3 separate regions of the Mus musculus genome follow, and all the other regions are linked to region 1. Evidence: chromatin loops called from intact Hi-C (ENCODE). Cell type or tissue: heart. All regions are shown on one strand. Each heading gives the region's core, and the rest is flanking DNA. Links, peaks and the distances in the headings are about the cores only.

Evidence for each region. A loop is a pair of places that touch in the nucleus more often than their neighbours do. Peaks named below come from ENCODE experiments on the same cell type or tissue, not always from the same donor. Only the 100,000 strongest peaks of a DNase experiment are listed, where the experiment ranks them.
Region 2: a loop joins it to region 1, with 4 times the contacts of the local background. A loop is called at or near these places in 15 of 42 quality-filtered maps.
Region 3: a loop joins it to region 1, with 4 times the contacts of the local background. A loop is called at or near these places in 15 of 42 quality-filtered maps.

Annotation. Positions count from the first base shown.
Region 1 is chr13:91,220,104-91,228,271 of GRCm38, forward strand. It overlaps Atg10 (autophagy related 10), which reads right to left and starts at 3,884. Exons shown (of 8, transcript NM_025770.3): 1 at 3,836-3,884. It also overlaps the pseudogene Gm17450. In heart, for the core only: no CTCF peak of the experiment used is centred there; a DNase peak (open chromatin) is centred at 3,918; H3K4me3 peaks cover 1,508 bases; H3K27ac peaks cover 1,839 bases.
Region 2 is chr13:91,362,581-91,369,109 of GRCm38, forward strand. A830009L08Rik (RIKEN cDNA A830009L08 gene) reads right to left here. Exons shown (of 3, transcript NR_045161.1): 3 at 6,410-6,529. Among named protein-coding and RNA genes, the nearest start is that of A830009L08Rik, 22 kb to the right of the region's middle. In heart, for the core only: a CTCF peak has its summit at 3,185 (motif pointing left); a DNase peak (open chromatin) is centred at 2,901; H3K27ac peaks cover 631 bases.
Region 3 is chr13:91,369,593-91,376,121 of GRCm38, forward strand. It overlaps A830009L08Rik (RIKEN cDNA A830009L08 gene), which reads right to left. Exons shown (of 3, transcript NR_045161.1): 2 at 3,600-3,764; 3 at 1-1,832. Among named protein-coding and RNA genes, the nearest start is that of A830009L08Rik, 15 kb to the right of the region's middle. In heart, for the core only: a CTCF peak has its summit at 2,797; DNase peaks (open chromatin) are centred at 1,469, 2,759 and 4,719; H3K4me3 peaks cover 1,760 bases; H3K27ac peaks cover 3,513 bases.

The DNA of each region.
Region 1 (8,168 bases), core at 1,604-6,603:
AAACAAGGTAAGGAGGCATCTGAAAACTTTAAGGGAAGCGGCAGGCTTATTTGGATGATTCCAGTGGAAACTCGTCAGCTACAGGTCGGCTGCTAGGGAGAGCTTAAGTTTTATTTTCCTTGAACTTGACAGTTTTCACTGAGTTGAGTTTTTGTTTGCTGATGTGAGAGCTCACAGTAATGACCTCTCAGGCAACAATTCCCAATTATTTTTAACACAGTAAGCTGTGTTTGTGCAGAGTATGTGGCATGTTTCCATCTTTCCTTTGACCATCATGAAGCTCAGAACTCCATCTGTGACTGCCTCTGTGACTGTATGGAAGTAGAAAAAAGTTCTGGTGGAGGAGTCTGGGGAGCACGTTCAGAAATGGCACCTCACAAGGGGAAACAAAAGAAGGAAGAACAGGTCATCAGCCTTGGACCTCAGGTGGCTGAAGGAGGGAATGTATTTGTTGCCTGCCACATCTTTGCATCCTTCGATGACACCCTGGACCATGTCACGGATCTTTGTGGCAAGCAAACCATCTGCGGAGTGACTGGCAGAATGAAGGTGATGGCTGACCGAGATGAGTCCTCTCCGTATGCAGCCATGTTGGCTGCCCAGGATGTGGCCCAGAGGTGCAAGGAGCTGGGCATCACTGTCCTGCACATCAAACTCTGGGCCACAGGAGGAAACAGGACCAAGACCCCTGGACCAGTCAGCCCTCAGAGCTCTTGCTCGTTCTGAGATGAAGATTTGGTGGATTGAGGATATCACCCCCATCCCCTTGACAGCACTCGAAGGAAGGGGGAGGGGGTCATTGTGGTGGCCGTCTGTGAACAAGACTTCTCAAATTATTTTCTGTTAATAGATTGCTTTGTGTAAGCTTAAAAAAAAAGTAGAAAAAAAATGTGCAGCCCCATACAGGATGTATTTCTGTGTCACTCGTCCTAATATCTTTTTACTCAAGCTTCATATCTTCATGACCAGGATTTATCTTTGTTTTTATATCATTTATGGGTTATAAGTCAGCTCAAATACTTTTGGGACAGACAGGACATGAATTTAAAATTATAAGCAGCACAGATAAAATGGCTAATATAAAAGAAACCTGATAACAAGATAGGAAGAAAAAATAGTGAGCCCTCAATATCATCCTGAGAGATTTGAGACTTTTAAAAGAAAAGGTATAAATAAGAATAAATCATGGCTTTGCTTTCCACAGTGGGTAATCAACTTTATATGAAGACTTCCAAGCTGAAAGAACACAAATAAAATACAATAAAATCAATGATAAACTATACAATCACTGTTTGAAGAATTAATATGGGTTATTGATGTAATAATTAAAAATAGCATTATTTAGCCTTTCCTATGTAAAAAACCATGGTAACTAAAATCCACATAGCATCTTTTAGAGTGTTACTATAATTTTCTCTATAGATGAGAAAGCTGAGATACAGGAAAAGCAGCTGGCTATAGCAGTTAAAGGCAGTAACAGCCAAGAACAGCCAAGACCCACAGCCTATGCTCTGGAGGAAGTAAGATTCCAACTAGTCCAGGAACTATGACTGAAAAGAGCTTTATAGCACTGAAAAAGATGTAGACAGAGCAATCAGGAACCTGGAAATAGGTTGAAACGACTCAGAGTGGATTGAGGACTACAATAAACTCTGGGGAACAGGAAGTAAGCAGGTTACAAGGAGCCTTCACACTCAAGAGAGTCCACTTAAAACAGTAAGCAGTAGCAAACCGTGGTGGGTTCCAGAGCACCAAGAGGCAGATGAAAGCTCTTCTTGGAAAGATAGTGCTCGGTGATATGAAGTCACCCTAACTTCAAGGGCAAGCTTGAAGTAGCCATGCCCCCTTGGCACTACAGACCAGTGACCCAGTGTAGTAAAAGGTCAAGAAGAGCACAATATCCTCTTATCCTACTTTCCAATTGTTTTTATAGCCTGTTGTCAACGTACCATCACCAGGTAATCTCTATAGCTCTTTCTTTTGGATGTTGATTATACTTGTGATTCAAACATAACCTCCGAGGTCCAAAGCACATCTTAAGGCCTCAAGATAATATTTAAATCATCCTCACTCTGAAACTCTCTACTTATGTAAGCTTTACTGTTTTTCCTAAAGGGATGCTTATGTTTCTAAGAAATTTATTGAACGTTAAAAAGTGCTATCAAGATATAATTTGTTCTGGGCATGGTAGTAGATGTTTATGCTCTAGAGGCAACATGATGGTGAGTTCTAGACTAGACTGGACTCAGTAAGACCCTGTCTAAAATATAAAACTGTGGGGGTAGTGTGGTACAGTTGGCAGCATGGTTGCCTAGCCTGCACAAAGGCCTGAGTTCAATTCCCAGCATCACATAAACTGGGCATTGTGTTTAATACACACAGAACTTGGGAAGTGGAGACAGGATCAGCTTAAGGTCAGCCCTAGCTGTCCAGGAAGCTCAAGGCTAGCCTAATCTAGAAAATCTAGACAGGGAAAGATATAATTTTTAAAGCACTGTCTTAGATATCCCCACTTTGTATAGTAAGATCTACACCCTAATCTTGAAATATTCCATATTCAAATGAATCCAGCTTAGAACTATTTACTCTAGTTTCTTCCATTAAAATATAAATAACAACTTTCTGGGTTTTTTTTTTTTTTTTTTTTGCTCATTGAGACAGGATCTAGCCATGCATAGTGCAGGCTAGCCTCAAAATGGAGGTAGCTCTGCCTCTAGCTATGCCAGGCTGGGGTGTGTATAGCCCATTGCCCCACACTTGGGTGAGAGGGATAGGCCATCAAGCTCAGGCATGACGTCTTTAAAACTGCTCTGTGAGACTTTTAACTCCCTTGTTGCTCTGAATTTTTTTTTTTCTGCTAAGTTTTTCATTCTGTGTCATTTTTTCCTGTCAATATCGGACACTTTGGAAGCAATGAGGAGCAATGGTACCTGGAATCCTAAAATAGACTTGAGTCCTGCACAGGGTCTGTGTTCTCCAACCCTAACCATCATAAATGTTCACTTTCATCACCACAGTGGGGGCCACTGTCACATTATAATGACCCAAAGTAAGCCTTTGGAAAAGAACTATTGCACTTAGAAAGAGGAAGCCAATTGTCAAAGAGAACTTAAAACATGAACACAAGCACTGGAGGGAAGCTGATGGCCCCTGTAACCTGAGATGGGGGTCTATAAACTCAGCTTCTCTGAGGAGAGGCTGAGGCAAGAGGCTCAAGATAGGTAAAACAGGCATGAGAGTGCCCACTAGGAATCCCAACACTTGTGTGACAGAGGCAGGGTTGTTTAGAGTTCCAGGCCAGCGTGGGCTACATAGTACAAATCTCTCTCAAAAACAAACCCAAGACTGTTCTGGTTGGTTTGTTTTGTTTTGTTTTGTTTTTTCCTTACAGTTGGAAACAATTTACATCTTGCCGAAAACATGTAACTGCAGAAAATGGGGCTCCATTTTGATTCTGAAACCCTGGGCTTTACTACCAAGATTTTCATAATTATCACTATAGATGCAAGTATGGCTTCTATAAATCAGTTAACTAGTCCTTTATCTCCGCCCCCCTCCCCCACCTTCCCGGTTTTATAGATTATGGGGGGAGGAGGTTGTGTTGGCTGCAAATCTGAAAAGCCTGCCAGTCACTTAACTTCCTTTGTTTCAAGGTCACGTGAGCACATTCCTAGCACAAGGTGGAAAGGTCGCCTGGGCGGCCCGCGCCCACCTCCCAGGCCTGTTACTGGCTGGCCGATCCTCCACCCTTCTCAGGTCCCAGGAGGCGGGCGAGGGCTGCAGGCAGCGGCGGAGGTACCGCCGTGGTTAGGTCGCCGAGGTTAGGTGTACTCACCCCGCTCGCTCGCCCTGACCTGGAGCCGGCGGCGCGCACGGGGCGGAGCGGGGAGGGACGGGGCGGGGCCGGGACCGCAGGAGCGACACGGCAGCGGAGGAGCTCTGCCCGCGCTGCGGTGAGCATGCGCAGTGGGGCTGCACGGTGACGTCCGGGCGAGACCTTCCTGCAACCCGGGCGCCAGCAGCCTTCACTTTCCCGGAGCCTAACCCGCTTGGTGCTCTCGGCCAGGCAGGGGCAACCCCGAGCCAGGGTATCTGCACTCCCTTCCCCACACGCAGTCATTCTAGACGCCTGGCTATAAACAGGGGACTCGTGACAAGTAGAGTGCGAGCCAGGATGAGGGCCGCGAGCATCCCCAAGAGCCTAGAGAGCAGTACCAGCTAAATGAGGTGGTCACTGCCACCCATTTAAGGCTGGGGCGAGAAGTTAGGAATTCGAATGCTAGTAACTGTATCATTTGCAGCACAAAAATCAGAAAATACCAATCAGTAAAATGAAACCAAGAGGCAATGGTAGGGCCAAGGAAAATACCAGAAGATGTAGGAGTCTTAGGGGTTATGGGGACCGATAGAATATCTCAGGAAAAGCATGTCTGGTCCTTTAAACAGTACAGTATTTCTTAGAAAAGAAACAGGCAAAATGAAACTGCTGTCTTCAAATGTGAAAAGGGAAATTTTGGTCTTGAGCAAGTAGTGTAAGATTACCATGTTAAGTAGCTAATAAATTCCTGGGACTCTAGGTAATGGTTTTGCAATTTCCTGTAAGTCCATATTGTTTCGAAATAAAAGGTTAACAGTGTGTGTGTGTATGTGTTCTGAGTTTGTTTTATAATTGGACAGAACATAGATCTGTAGTGACCACTGGCAAAAGATGGGGAAGGGGCTAACTTTAAAAGGGGCTTAGAAGTTAGAAGGATGGTAGAAGGATGGTAGTTTCTGATTGTTGGTTTTATTGATGATTAAACCACTATTTTGTTTGTCAAAACAAAAACCAAAAAAAGTGACATTTTGCCACACACAAAATAGTTTTAAAACAGTTTTGTAAAAATGAACTTTAACTTTTTTGAGCAACTATTAATTAATTGGTAGCACCTAATTTAATTTATTTTTTAATTAGAAGGAATCTGTAGCCTAGGCTAGCCTGGAACTGTAAATACTTCTACATCTAAGTGTTAGGATTAAAGCTTGGAACATCTTAACCTGCTTCTATTTGACGTGTTAGTTTGTTTTGAAGGATAAGAAGTTATTTGTAGGGTATGGCAGCTCATGCTTATAACCCCAGCACTCAGTGAAGTAATAGGGGGTGGTGGCAAGAGGAATTCAAGGCCAATCTGGGCTATAGAGGAAATTCTAGAGCAGCCAAGTCTGCTTTATTATTTTCTAAAAATAAAGTAAAAATTACCAAAAAAAAAAAAAACCTGCCCATGTAAAAATAAGAATCATTAATTTACCATACTATTGTACTCAAAATTTTAGAATACGTACCACAAATTATACCACATTAGCTTAAGCCCGGCATTCTATACCAGAGCCAGTTTCAAATGACATGATTCACCTATGGTAGACAAAAAAATAGGATGTAAGTCACGTCACCTCAGTGCATTTCCCTGTACCACGGTTCTAGTCGGTGTTTGCACACAGCATGGTAAAGTTCCTGAGGGCGTGGTTTCTAGCATCCTTAGATTCATATAAGACTCCAAATGAGTAGTCATTGAATAAAACAATGAAGCAATCACAAAATAAGAGGAGGAAAGCTCAAATGAACTAGCGACTACGACTGCTTACCCGTCATATTTGAATATTCTGCCTCAGCCCCCAAAATACTGATAGTATTTTACCTAACAGGTAAAACACTTGACTGGCCTGTCTGAGGCCCTGAGTTCCACCCACAGAAACAGAGGAGTGTGGACAAGGAGGAAGAGGAGAGAGAAAGAAAATGGAAAGAGTGTGATCTTGAAGCTGCATATGCTCAGTGCACAGCCAAATGCATAACAGAATAAAGCAAGCAAGCCTAGAGAGGAGAGACGGCTGATTTCCAGTTTGCCAGGGCAGTCGAGAGGAGACATGAAAACACACTGTATAGGAAGCATGCTCCGGTAGCGAGCCTGTACATTGATGCTCGATTGTGTGGCTGCATGATGCTATATGTCTAACAAAACCCATAGCCGGGCAGTGGTGGCGCACGCCTTTAATCCCAGCACTTGGGAGGCAGAGGCAGGCTAATTTCTGAGTTCGAGACCAGCCTGGTCTACAGAGTGAGTTCCAGGGCAGCCAGGGCTACACAGAGAAACCCTGTCTCAAAATAATAATAATAATAATAATAATAATAATAATAATAATAATAATAATAAATAAGTAAAAATTTAAAAAAACAAAACTGAACACCACTGAAAACAAATCCACAGGTCAATTATGGACCATGTGAATATTGATATACAAAAATTGGTACATCGTTTGGGTGAAATTCTTTCTATATGTGGAATGAGAAAATTCTGTGCTAACTGTTCAATTCACTGTAAGCCACTTTTTTTCTACAAAGAAATTAAGTCTTTAACTAAGAAAATGATCCTGCAAACCAGGTGTGGCAGCTGCTACCTGCTCATCATAGCATTCAGACAGCAACCCATGCTGCTGCGAGTGGGAATCCAGTCTAGTCTACACAGCGAGGACCATGTTCTTTGTTGTAACCTACAGAATTAGCCACAGGACTGACATTTGTGGGTTTGAACTTCTTACTGTTGTCCTTACTTCTTGTGTCCGGCCGGCAGATCACAGCCTGGGTTCTAGCCTGGAAAGGCATTTTGGAAACCTGGAAGAGAAGAGGGGCTAGGCGATGAGAAAAAGAAATGCAGCTAAGACAGGCATTCTGATCAAAGCTCAATTTTACTGTTCTGCACGCAGTTATGAAGCAGGGGAAGGGGGCCGATTCCCGCCAATTAATCTTGGAGTCCAGTAGCAGGGTGACCACGTGTATGGCTCCAAACAGCAAAGCGGCAGGTTCCAGCAGTGGGCGTGGCAGAACGATTGAGTGGGAAGCTCCACCCCTGAGCAAGCAGGTTTCAGGCTGGGGGAGGGGAGACTACAGTTACTGTCTTCTGTTATTGGATATATTTTTGGGCCCAGGCTGACTTGGAATTCACTAAATAGCCAGCTTACCATGGACAAACACATGTGAGCAATCCTCCTGCCTCAGTCCCCAAAACATTTGGCTCGAGGATCTCATTTTTGAGGGTCTAGTTTGTACTAGGAAAATCATCTTGTATACCAAACCCTATTTGAACAACTTAAATAATGATCAGACTATCTAGTAAATGCTGCCTATGTTCTATTTCAAGGGACATTTTTCTCTTTCAAGCACTTGAAGATAGTTTAGAACTGAGTTGTCGTTCATCCTGGAGGAACTCGATGTTTTGAAAGGCTCACTCTAGTAGTTAAAAGATTTATAGAAGCCATACTTGCATTTGTAGTGATAATTATGAAAATCTTGGTAGTAGCTGGGCGTGGTGGCGCATGCCTTTAATCCCAGCACTCGGGAGGCAGAGGCAGGCAGATTTCTGAGTTCGAGGCCAGCCTGGTCTACAAAGTGAGTTCTAGGACAGCTAGGGCTATACAGAGAAACCCTGTCTCAAAAAAACAAAAACAAAAAACAAAACAAAAACAAAACAAAAAAACAAAAACAAAAAAAAAAGAAAGAAAATCTTGGTAGTAAAGCCCAGGGTGGTCACAGTCTTTCAGAATCAAAATAGAGCCCCATTTTCTACAGTTACATGTTTTCGGCAAGGTGTAAATTGTTTCCAACTGTAAGGAAAACAAAACAAAACACCAACCAGAACAGTCTTGGGTTTCTTTAAAAAAACAACTAGTTCTGCAACTAGGAACTGGCCATAAAGAATATTCCAGTTGGGTTCAGACTTTACCAAATGGAGGAACAGATCCTCTAACTATGTAGGCACAATGAATGATGACGGAGAAGAAAGAGGATGCTATAAGAGTTGTCCAGTCCTATTATAACTACATGGGTTGTTAGAAGGCTGAAAGTGGAGTAAAGCTCTCCATAGCTGAGGAGTGCTGTGTGTGTGTGTGTGTGTGTGTGTGTGTGTGTGTGTGTGTGTGTAACACATGACTGTTTTCTACTATGAGTTCTTTAATTATTTACACTGTTCAGTGTATGATAAAGAGAAGGCAAAGTGCTCACCATATAAACTTGTTTCTGATGCTTGCTCAATGCACAAAGAACATACCGAGCTTCTCAGAGTCAGATATTGAGTCTGGCCACTGAGGAAATGCTGGAGTTTTACTTGGCTGATTGCTCAGGGTCTCCTAGTGCAAAT
Region 2 (6,529 bases), core at 678-5,677, 140 kb after region 1:
GGACCCCAGTCTTGCACTAGGTAGCACTTTTACCCGTTGAGTAATCTCATCAGATCATGTTCTTTAGCAATGCTTATACTACTGCAGAAAAAGCAGGAAGTTTATGTGCATAAAATCATGTCCACTTCTTCAGGATCATGTCTTTTATCACAGTGAATGACAGAGAATTCTAGGTTGGCTGCCTAAAAACCAGTGTGATGCCCTTGTACAGCCCACCTCACTCTAATAAAAAAATAATAATAACCCACACCACTTAAACCTTTTCATTCATTTAACAAGTGTTATATAGCACTTAAAATACGCTGTAGACTTTGCTGGTTCGTGACATTCATAAAGATAAGTAAATCACAGCGTTTGGCTGGCCTGGAAGAGCTCCTGAGACAAACCGTTGCAGCCTCTTGTCTTGTTACAGCGCTGGAACCCGGAGTAGCTGTGTTTTGTGGGAGCCCAGAGAACAGTAAGCTTCCCCGGGGAAGTGGGATGAGGGGGCTTCCCACAGAAGATACCATCTGCAGTGTGCAAGGAGGACTGAACTGCAACACTCCCATCAGAAAGGTGTGTTCTCAGCTTGGGAACAACAGGAGCAAAGCTGTGCTAGCGAGTGCTGGAAATCCTGTCTAGGGAGCTGAGCCAGGAAGAGGAGGCAGGCTTTATGGCCCTTCATAAAGCAAGGATGGAACCAAATCAATTTCTTAAAACCAGCTTCAAAGCTCTAGAGAGGCCGTGTAGGATCGCAGCTACTTATTGCTTTTTCTTTTAAGAAATTGTTTTTTGGATTTTCATGTCCGTTCATTTAGAGATATTCTATCGGTTGGTTTGAGTGTTTAGAAATGATTTTCAAATACCATCCAGATCAACACTAGATAAACCCAGCAACAGGGCCTAGCTTTGAGATTTCTTTTCACCTGTTCACCGAGGTCTCAAACAAGAACAGTGTGTAGAAACCACGGAATGGCTTCCTAATACAATCTATGAGTTAACTCAAGGAGTCTGCCCAATGAAGGAGAGGTTAAGTGACTTGATTCGAGCACACTGATTTGAGGCATCTTGTCCCTTTCCTGTTTTGCAATCGAATTTTCCCACACAACCAGATCTAGGCATGAGGTCTCACCTGCCTGTGCCCATTTTTCTATCTGTAAGATGGAGTTAGCACATTTAAGTACTTAGAAAGCTGAATTCTGAAATCTTTGGCTACTGTGGTTATTAGTGGACATATTAGGACATTTCAGTAACCCTCTCCTGCCAGCTCTACCAACATGAAATCCATCTTATCTGAAGGTAAACAGAAAGAAAGGCATCCCACCAAGAGATTATAAAGCTTCCAAAAATAGCAGAAGAAAGGAAAGTCTATTTTTCTCATGAGTTAAAAAAAAAAAGGAGGAAGATATTTTTCTTAAACTATGTGTCTGTGGCTCTCAGAATTTAGCACATGTAAAAAGCACTTATGAGATCTCCTAAAAACAAATCCCTAAACAGAGTCCTCTCTACCACATAGTCAGGATCTGATTTTAGGTCTGACTTGGCCTGCTTGGTAACTCGGGGTCTCACCATGGACCCAGACTGGTCTTATCTGCTGTCTCAGCCTAGGAATTGCTGAGCTTACAGGCTTGTGCCACCATGACTGTCTGGTAGCTGTTTTCAAAGAAAAGGAAAAGCATTTCTCCAGTTAGCCATGGGAGCTGCCAGCTGAAGTCTTCCATTACTCAAGCCCAACTGGAGCCCATACTTGATTCTCTTTCTTGTTCTGTTGGCTCCAAACCATTGCCTATATTCATTCCTCCATGTCCACAAATTTCTGAAACTGCCTGTTTATCTTCCTTTAGGAGTAGGGAAGAATGGCTTCCCACCTTTTCATCCTTAAAGAAGAGCCACAGTGGCTCATAGCAATAGCAGGGATGTGTTATAGTGTGGGAGGTGGGTGGCCTCCCAGCCTTTCTTGGTTATCTCGCTGCTGTCCTGAGGCCTTTCTGTGTCTGTGTGTATGTGTGGGGGGATGTCTGTATGTCTCTATGTGTTTGTCTCTGTGTGTGAGCCTGTGTGTGTATGTGTGTTTCTGTGTGTGTGTCTGTGTGTGTGTGTGTGTGTGTGTGTGTTTGTCTGTCTGTCTGTCTATATGTGGGTGTCTGTGTGTGGGTGTCTCTCTGTGTACTTGTATGTGTGTCTCTGTCTGCCTGTGTATGTGTATGTCTGTGTCTGTATGTGGGTGTCTCTGTGTGTATGTATGTCTGTATGTGTGTCTCTGTGTGTTCTTGTGTGTGTGTGTGTGTGTGTGTGTGTGTATGTCTGTGTGTATATATCTGTGTGCGTGTCTATGTCTGTGTGTATTTGTGTGTGTCTCTCTGTGTGTGTCTGTGTCTGTGTGTGTTCCCTTATAAAATTAGTGTAAGAACTGAAAAGGAGAAATGAACTAATAGGATGGAAAGATTTTCATTCCTCTCTCAAAGAAGCCTCTCAGCTGGGCGCCCCAACATTTTATAGACATTACACAGCAGAGGGGCACTGGGGAACCCTGACCTTTGGACCCACTCGGCTCTCAGGGGTGCATGAAACTGATACACTAAGCTAGTCTGAGACATCCTATGTCACTGAAGGATACCACGCCAAGGTTTTCTCTCCAGCATGATGATGCTCTATCTCTCTCCTGCTTCCCTGAGGTGGGCCACTGGGTGTTGTCCACTCCTGGGACTGGATCCTACTTCCAGCCCCACCTCCCATAGCTCCACTTCCAGGCAGCAGGAGGCCTGAGGCTCCATCCCCACTGCTGGTGGGCTGATCAGACCTAGTGAGACAGTGCCCTGGACTGCTTGGTTCTGCTCTTTCCCAATCTGTTCAACTCACTTGCCTGCTGCCAAGACTGCTCTTTTCTGCTGGCTCTGAACCAGTAAGTGCCCTGGGCAGGGACCCAGCCTCTGGAGCCATGCCCAGTGCTTGGTCCAGTGCTTGGCCCACTGCCCAGGAGTCGTCAAGAGTCTGGTCTGGGTATGTGTCCTTTCAGCTGCTTGTCCTATAGTCTTCTCCTTGGAGTGGTAGGATGGGAGACATCCATCCTTGTCATTTTTAGCCTACCCCAAAGCTTCTTTTTGCCCTTACAATAGAAATGGGCCTGATGTAGTTACAGGCACTAGCTAATTGGGGTTCTGGGACTTTTAAAGGCATTGGGGGATTCATCGTGAGCCCTCTAGTGTTCATAAAATGTTTTAGAGGGCTTTGGGGCCCTGAGTGGTGGATTCTCCAGGAACCACAGCCTGTGTGTAGCCTCAGTTTGAATGCCTATTCTAGAACATCTCTACCCTTGAGATCATTTGGTAAAAATAACCTTTCTGAGATGGGATATTGGGGAAATAAATAAAGGCTACCTTGGGCCTTAAAGACCATGTGAGTGGCCATCAAAGCAGACAATCTGTGTCCCTAGGGTGGTATCCACCACTCCACAACCACATACTGGAGCTCCAGAGGAGGCCCGATGAGACAAAACTCTGGAGGTGGGGGTGCTTTGTAATGATAGAGAGAAGAGACAAGGAAAAGATTTACAAGGCTCCCAAGCACAGAGACTCGATACACACACACACACACACACACACACACACACACATTTGAAAGAAATCAGGAAATTATAGAAAATAAACATTCTATGTAGCCACTAGGTGGGTGGCCATCGCATGTGCTGCAGACCTCAGACATTTAAATCAGAGCAGCCTAAGCCTTCCATATCTAATTCCCAGAGGCCATCTTGAACTGAGTTAGTATTGTTTATTAACAAAACCAGAACTTCTTTTTTTTCTTTCCTAAAAGCGGCACTTGGCTTTCAGACATAAATCTATATGGAGGAAATATAACTTTTCCCCAAAATCATAAGCAAGATTTTTTCGGAACTCTGTTTCCACCTGTAAACAGCAGGATACCCAGTCTGGGTTTTTAGAAAACAAGTCTAGGTTGCAGAAAAGACAATTAGAAAAAAAAAAAATCTCATTTTACCTTATATTCAGCAGATTTGGAAAGAAAGAACTACAGGACCCCAAAACACATCGCATGCTCAAAAATAATTGCCAGAGTGAGAGACCAGCACAATCTCTGACTTGGGCACATCTGACACAGTGGCATGCCTCCCAGTTATCTCAGTGACAAGTCCTGGGCAAAGTGTCACGTGGAGCATTATTCATCTAATCCCCACTTTGCTATGAACTGGAGATACTTTCCACATTCCACTCTTCAAACGTCACTATAAAGTCTTTAAGTCACAGGAGTGAAATTAAACATCCTGCCATGGGCAATGGGAATCGAAACTATGACCCCCCTAGTCTAGGATGCAAAGCCTAGCTTCATTCCAGACCAGTTCCAGATGAAGTTAAGTCCAAGCTGTAAACTTCCCTTTACTATCTTCATGGTCAAAGAAAGTTCATGACAACTTTAGAAGGGAAAATGGCTACTCTGCTAGTGTGGTTACTAAGACATCAAACTATAATTATTATCAAGAGTTTGCTAATTTATTTAGGATTTTAGAGTATCTCCTATCTAATCTTATCATACAACGCATTCTTGGCTAAACACATAAATTATGTATCAACACAGGTTTGAGGGTTTTTGTTTTTGTTGTTGTTGTTGTTTGCTCCTGTTGTTTGTTTGTTTTGTTTGTTTTTTGTTTTTTGAGCTGCAGCAGCAAGCCTTAGACATGTGAAAACATGTTACAGGATAGACATCAAGAGCAGCTGGAATAATCTCAGATTAAACCTGGCATCTTCTCAAACAAGCACCTTCACCTAGCAGGTAGCACTAAGCACTGCTTACGGAGAACAAGCAGGAATCACACAGAGCCCGGCACACAGAGCAGGGTGCATCAGTGTCAAACATACGGAGATTTGGATTCAATAAGTTCCAAACAGAAGCAAGAATCTCCGTTCCTTCCTCCAGCCCCTCCCTCTCTCATATCCCACCCTGCTCCCAACAGGGAATGAAAATTTTGACCTAAATTTGCTAGCTTGTTGAAAATGATTCTATCTTTCTTGTTACAAACTCACTTGAAGAAAAACTGTAGAATTTTGAACTTAGAGAACCAAAAATTATCTTAAAAGAATGGATTTTTGATCATTTAAATTCACATCATATTTCTTTTCCTTTGTCTATCTGGTGTTCAATGATTTAAAAAAAAAAAAAAAAATCTAGCCTAAAGCTAACCAGCAATCTGCCTAGAAAACTTGTCTTAACAAGCTAGGAAAAAACCAAAACCAACAACAACCAAAACAAAACGAAACAACAACAGACCAATAGCCTTACCTCTGTTACAGAAGAAATATACACAAGTATTAACTTTATACAAACAAGGTTGAAATGGGTGGGGTCCTTTTATTGACGTCCAGTTGTCACTGTCATTGGGAAATGTTACAGGCAGCTTCCAGTGTGTGTAGATAAATTAGGACGAGTGGAAGTGCTGAGTAACGATGCTACTTTCTGTATACCAGCTATAAACGAAGGCCTGAAAACCCTGAGCCATGTACTTGAACCGCTAAAACAAGGGGGGAGGGGAGCCCAGAAAACTAAGAGAGAAACATGTTGAGATGGGAAATTAATGAACAGAAATGGCATTCAGGCATGTCAAAAGATAAAACAGATTTAGTTTTTGGAAAGAGATCTAAACCTAGTAAACAGGGCCAAGTCTCATGAATTGCAAAAATTACATCATGTACAATCATTTTAGCAATAAATTTATTTTAACCATCGATAACTAAAGGTGGTTATTTTAGGAGAACGGAGTCAATACATTTGTTTTCCTGAAGCAGGCAGGGGCAGTATTGTGCTACTCCTGAACTTCATAAATATTCATTAATTTTTAAAGCACTCTGGTTAGCTTTGGCTATTAGCTATACAGATATTTTGCCCTTAAATAAAAATAATTACAATAATTTCATTATTTAAAATGTAACTAGCAAAACCAAAAAAAAAAAAAAAGACTATACTTTCATTAGTAAAGTATATAATCATTAGAGAATATATATATTTTTTCAAAGGATTCTGTTCTAATTGAATTCCTGGGGTAAAATTCTAATAACCATACTGACTAAAATAACCTAAATGTAACCGAAAGTAAATTGAAAATACTTTTTAAGTCTTTTTTTCAAATGAATCTCCACTTTCAAGAATACCATAGTGACCCAATTACCTGTGACGGGACCCAGTTGTTTGCCATTCTTCTGCATTGCACCCCCAGTATTTCATAGTAGACTGTCTTCACAAGCCCAGTGCCTCCCATCCCCAAAGAATCCAGTGAACGGTTAGTGATATTTACCTTACAAAGTAACCAAAGCCAGATGCGCACAGAGCTCACGTCGCTGAATAAAGAAATTGTTTCCTTGTGATCACTCTTGAAGGAGAAACAGGAAACTATGGAAATTATTCTAGTGAAACTAGGAAATCGAAGACAGAAACGCCAACTAGTTTTATTTGTAAATAAACCCAACTGTATGAACCATGCATACCTTATTCTGCTAAAGCCCTTCAGCCTTTATAAATCAGGCTTTTTACACTATGACAGATT
Region 3 (6,529 bases), core at 678-5,677, 150 kb after region 1:
TGAAAAACAAGAAAAGTGTCTTCTTGTTATTGAAGATCCACGCCTACAGGCTAATTTTTCTAAACACATAGTCAGCAGACCAGCAAGAAGAAAAACTTAGCTCCTGGCTCTCTAAGTGGATTCAACTTCCTCCCCGTTCCAGCAAGGGTAGAGTTGGATAATTTCTCTTCGGAGATGTTTATTTCCACTCAAATTTATTTTTGAGGATAGGGAAGAATACTGCTGTCTCTTCTGTGGATACGACTCCAATTCAAGGAGCCAGGCTTTGGTCTGCCCACTGTTGAGACACTGGACCCTTGTGGTTACCCGTGTATAACCTTGGAAATGGGGGGGTATCACCCCCATTATCTAAGGTCCTGGATTTGAATGCAGTAGCTCTAGCCCCCAGAAATTAAATCCAAAGTCAGGATCAGCAACTCCTTTCATCAGCCCCTTGCTGGAAAAACTGTGGTGCCCAAGCTTCAAGAAGGCCCATTCCCTCTCAGTTCTTTCAGGCCCACCCAAACTGAGCAGGATGGAATGTCTAAACGTATGTATGAAAGGGAAAGGGTTCATCCCAGCTGCCTTGTCCACTCCTCACCCTAGCTTTGGGGGTAGCACCAAGCATCTAAGTGGGGAGCAACTGTAAACCACAAACACCCAAACCAGGTGCCTGGCAACTTAAACTATAGAGGAGAGCTGAAAGGGCACGGAGTCTGAAGTTTAGAGAGTTCATCTTGGTATCTGAACAGACCCACTAAGGACAGAAATGGTTATATCCCAGGATTCCCCTTGTGTGGCAGTGTGAAGTCTCAAAATTCATTTTATGACCTCAACGCCCTTTATTCCGAAAAAGGTTTAAACGTCCTGTAAGAGTTTTAAATGCACAGTGGGCATAGGCGGTGGGGAGGCACTCTTCTACTTTGCCTAGCCACTGCTTTCAAATAACCTTTGTGGCGGGGCTAGGATGCAAAGCCACCTTCGCCCAACTGGTGCAACCTCAAAAACAAGCGGAAGCCAACAGGCTGCAGGACCAATCTGCCGCTCGGCCCCAGTTCTCTCTGCAAGCCCTCCAGCCTCCAGCCCCAAGTGCCCCGCAGCCCCTTTCTCACTGCCCACTCGAGCAGGTCCCTGCCCCCCGCCCCAACCCAGCCTCTAGAAACCCACAGTCGCTCTCAGAGCCCACCAGCAAATTCCCAAAAGCCCCCAGCCTTTCCAGGAAAGAGAGAGGGGGGAAAAAAAAAGACCATGACATCACGGGCAGGTTTATTTGGGTTTGTTTGTTTGCTTGTTGGCTCGATTAAATACTCGTGGAAGGTGAACGTACCCCACACAGGAGAAGTTTGATGTTGACAAACTTCTGGTGGCAGCGAGACTGTGTCAGCACAACTTCCGGGATAATGAGAGCTGCTTTGCAGGGAGCGCGGCAGCGGCGGCGGGAGGCTGCCACAGGACGGAACAGCAAATGCTATTCAGCCCGAGCAGTTTCAAGCCGCCCGAGCTGGGGAATTACTGTAGTCGAGCTTCGGCTCTTACCACCGGCGCTGGATCTGGGCGCGCGTTAGGGGGGGAAGCTGCAGGCACAGGGCGCCGAGAGGGGAGCTTTCAAGTTACTTTGCTCCTTGCCTGCACCCGGCAGAGGCTTGCAGGCTGCGTGGTAACTGCAAACATCTTGTTCCCTGCTTCTTTGGGCGGCTGCCCTGGAACCAACCAACTTTTCTCTCCCCCAAAACTCCCTCTTTGTTTCAAATAGGACTCTCCAAAATTTATTCTTGGGAAGACTGACAGCCGGGGTCAAGAAACAGCTGTTGAAGTTAATGTTTCTTCCTCCCACTTCGTCTGATGGTTGTGCCCTGCCAAGACAAAGTGAGAGGCACTGCCTGGTGGCTTCTTTAAACAGACATGCATTTAGCCACCCCCCAAAAAAATGTTTTAAAATGAGGCGGGGAGGGGCACGGGGGCAGTATATTTTCCTGCCTCACATACAATCTGATCAGAAATGCAACAGCATGTGTCTTTCAACTTGTGTTGATTACTTGCTGAAAAGATGCAGCAGATTTTAGTTTTGAGCACTTTGGGCATCAGGGGTGGGGATGAAGGTAGGGGTGATTGGCACTTTACATTTTAGTAAAGGGGATTTTTTTTCCCTTCGGGCCAGACCCACTTGACCCTCTAAGAGACAGAATGGCCTGGGAGAGGGAGAAAAGAGTTTTACTCTTTGGCAAGATGAAGTCACAATGGAAAATTCAAATTGTTGTGCACAACCAGAGCTGGCATAGAACTTGAGCAACCATTTTTATTTGGAGATGACCATAGCCTAGCTTAGGGTGCTACTGTGTCCTAATATCTTTCAGTTCTTCTTTCAGACCAGGGGCTCCTCTTCCTTTCCCTAACACAAGTTGGTCGTCACCCAGAAGGTATTCTAGAGCAGGGGGCTCTCTTCAGGGTGAAGGTGGACTAGGTAACCTTGCATCTCTTGACATTCAGAGAGCTGAAGGGTTGTGAAAGGACTGCTCAGGACTGCTCAGGACTGCCCTCCTGAGAGTTGCCATGCCCTGGCTGAGCAGTGATGTAGATGGGTGAAGGGGAACGCCATTCTTCCCACACCGGAGAACTAACCACTGTGCCACCTGGCTTGTTCTCAGTAGGGCTCGTTGGGTCAGATCCCACGAAGACTTAAAAGGCTCCCTCTACATCACCAGGTTATTCCATCACCACATGGCAATGCAGCTCCGCCACAAACTGCTATTGCATCAGCCCCAGGGATATTTTAGGAAGCTCTCAAGCTGGGTCCAGCAATGCAGGCATCAGGACCGCACTGCCAAAACCAGAGCTGCTGGACAGGTGGCCGCAGTGCCTTCTCTATTCTCTGTCAACCCTGTGCTCTCTCTTCAAAGCAGGCCGGTCTGCTTGGGGGCTTCCTTCCCCTCTCTCTGCCTGGATTCAGACCCAGGAGGAGATAACCTATCAGCCACTACCTTTGTTTTTCCTCCAGCCCCTTTGCTGTGTTCCAGCCCTTTTTCTGATGTTCTCGCCATTTCTGCCTATCAGGGGCACCCAGAGATCTTTAGTAGTATTTGTTCCATACTATCTGAAAATGAACTGGCTATACTCTGAGTCACAGCACCATACACATAGCCTCTAGCTTGGATGCTTGTACATCACAGGCTGCTTTGACTTACATGAACTTTTCTCTCCCCACCCCACCCCCGCCCCACCCCCAACCGTTTCCCTCCCAGCTTGTCTAGTACCAGGGTAGTGGCCAAGAGTCAGTAGACCCTTAGTAAGCACCCTGTTTTCCTGGTCTCTGCTAAGGCAATCCAGGAGACAATTGACTTAAATTCCTTCCGCTTTTTTGTTCTTCCTCAGAGAGACCAAGGCTCAGCATTTAGCAGGGCCGAAGCAGACCCCCTCTCATTCTGGGGTTGTAATTCTCTATTGCTGGCTCCTGTAGTTTTATTATGGGCTCCCTTTTTCTAAGATGGCAGACACAAACCGTTAGTGTGGAGGCCTGAAGCACTACTCTTTAAAAAGGCTTCCTTGTGTAGAAATGTAACCTTAGGGCAAAGTAGGCTCAGCTCCAAGAAAGGCACATTTATCCTGCCACTGGGAACACAAACCTGAGTCTAACCTCTGGATGGTTCTAAGGGCTGGAACTGTGAGCCTTCATGAGGCAGCATGCCTTCTGTCTGAAGATGGGGTTCCTGTGTTTTGGTAGGTGGGGGGACAGGAGAAGGGAGCAACGAAGGTGGAGGTCCTTCCCTGGGCTGTCCAAGGAACTCTACCTGCAATCAAAAGAAAAGAAATGTGTTTTAATGAATGACTCCCCAAATCCAAAAGTTCCAAAAGCTCTGATAACTCTATATCTGAGTCAGGGCATCCCAAGGTGGGTGATGTTTGTACTGCTTGCCTGTCCTTAGCATCCCAAGTGGAATGGCCCTGAACCACTCTGAGGATCTTGTCTGTTTTTGATGGTTTGGGGTTAGAACAATTTTTCCAAAGGTGACGATAAAAAGACACAGACTCCCAATTTACCACAGAGGCTATCGGATTTAAATCAGATAGTGTCATTAAGAGATTCACTGGCTGAGTCTTTTTCCAAACAGATCGACTGTGAACGAAGTATGGTGAGGTCAAGAATCTAGCAACTTAAGTCTGGAGTTGCTTTTCTCCCTGTGTCTTGTAAATGCTCACTTACACTTTCAAAAGCAATAGTAATCACAGCGTGGCTTATCAGATGGACATTTTACCATTAATGATCTCATGTAGACAGGTGTAAAACTGGAAGGCGGGTATTTTCTCTGTAGGAATTTGGGCTCTGCCTGGGTTAAGGGAAAGCAAGATATACCTAGTTAGAGACGATGAATTTGGGATCAGAAGTGGTAAGAAAGACCTGAGTACAGTTCCCATGAAATCTACATTGGATATGGGTACTCACCCTCATAGCCCCAAGAGCTGGAGTTATCAGAAGTCAGCACAGGCTTCTAGTCCATGCTTTTGAGAATATTTTCTCAGAGAAGGAAGATCACGGACAGTGAGGGAAGTAGAAAAGAGGACAGTTCCTCAGATGGCATTTGAGATTGCAGAAGGTGGACAGAAAGAAAGATGCACCTGGAATTATCTGCCCCTTTTTTCCTTAAGTGTAGGCAGGAGTTTAACTTGAGTTAAAAGGCTCCCTGTTATGTCTCTGTTGGTTTCTCCTCCAGCCACCCCATCCACACTCCAGTTCTGGTTTTGGGCAGAGCTGTAATTGCCCTTTGTATGGGATCACATGAAATCCTGTGCTGGTTTGCTAATGTGGGAAAATGTCTACTACAGAGGCGAAGACCACCAAACTAGTTTCATTACTACCCAAGGTGCACGTAAATCCAGCCCTTTAGTGGTGGGCGACTGGCCCAGCTCACTCTTCCATGGTGCTCATTAAAATGTTATTTACATTTTACAATAAGGTCTCAAGCCATGAGTTGGGACTTTTTTTTTCCCCCTCTTGGCAAATAGAAAGGAATACTTCTGTGACATCGGGGCTGCAAAGTTTTAACTTTTGCTCTGGTCCTGCTGGTGATTTGCAAATCAAGGTCATATCCTTTTGGAGGGAGCTTTCTCCCATTCCAGCTCAGAGAAGTTGTGAGGGAGGCAGAACAAACAAGAAGTCTGTGCTCACAGACGTATGCTTACCAGCCAAAAATATTTTGACTTTTACTTTTCTCTTAGAAATGAATTTAATGTTTATCAAGAGAATAAGAATCATGAATGCTGAAGAAAGCATGTCGTCTGCTCAGAACCTGGATGGGTGGTGGAGGCCCTTCTCTCACACCCACCACTATAGGGCCACATGTCCCACTCATTTGGGGACAAACCATGTTCTCTAGATGCTTATCTCAAGAAGTCAAATCAAATTAACATTTTAATGATGTGTTTCTGGCATTTTTAATGAGAAGGATAAGTCTTGTAGCATAAAGCAATGAAACTAAATACATTTTTTTTAAAAAAATATGTATATAAATGTATCTTTGCTGGCTCTGGAAATTAAGTTTCCTTGAGTTCTGAGACAGTAAAGAGCTTGCAGAATCTATAAAACCATAGGATGTTTCACCTGTCCAAGACAAGCATTAAGAATTACTTCAAGAGCCAGTTTGAGAAGTTTTCCCTGATATCCTTGGGAAGTCATTTCTCAAATGGCAATAGGCCAAACATCTAAGACCTCTGGAGATACTTGACATCTTGCCATGTGCCATCACAATCAAGTCCTAGATGCAGTATTCTCGTCTGAGTTTCCCTGACTGCCGGTAAGGGGCATGTGTGGAATAGTAAATGATACAACTTGGTGTTACGTGAGACTCTAGCACGCCTAACTCCATTCTCAGGGAGACAACATGGGGGAAATGCATCAAAGACAGCATCACCTTCCCTTGTCAACTACCTGGTGACACCTGGTGGAAGGGCCACCTCCCTCCTATGGCTTGTAATTTCTGAGATGGTCTGTCATGGCTATATGAAGCTCTCAGTTGAAAACAATGAGCCCTTTCTCAGCATCACAATGGTGGACCACAAGGTCAACTACAGAGAATTTTTTTAAAAGAAAAATTTAAAAGGAAGCAACCAACTCACTGACCCAAGAGAGCTTTTATTACAAAATAATAATTTCAGATTCTGGCAGTTACACAGACAGTCAGCTTACCAAGTGCTGGCTCCTCTAAAAGATCGTAGTAATGTAATACAGTGTTTTATGTCTTTCTAACTAACATGTAAAAGTTACCTTGATGTTTCTGTTCAAAGAAGGTATACTATGCTGCAGATACATTTATATGTATCTAGCATCTTCAAATATTCAAATATATTCAGAGGCCATCAACTTCATACATCTAATTGTAACTTAAATATGACTATAATTATACAGTTATCTAAATATAATCATACATATTCATAAATGCCACCATTTTTTGGTACTAGAACTAGTTTAGTAGTAAACTCATTTGTTTGTTTTATTTTTCAGACCATTTCCCCAAAGAAACAAACATAATATCGGAGGATTTACTACATATGTGACAAA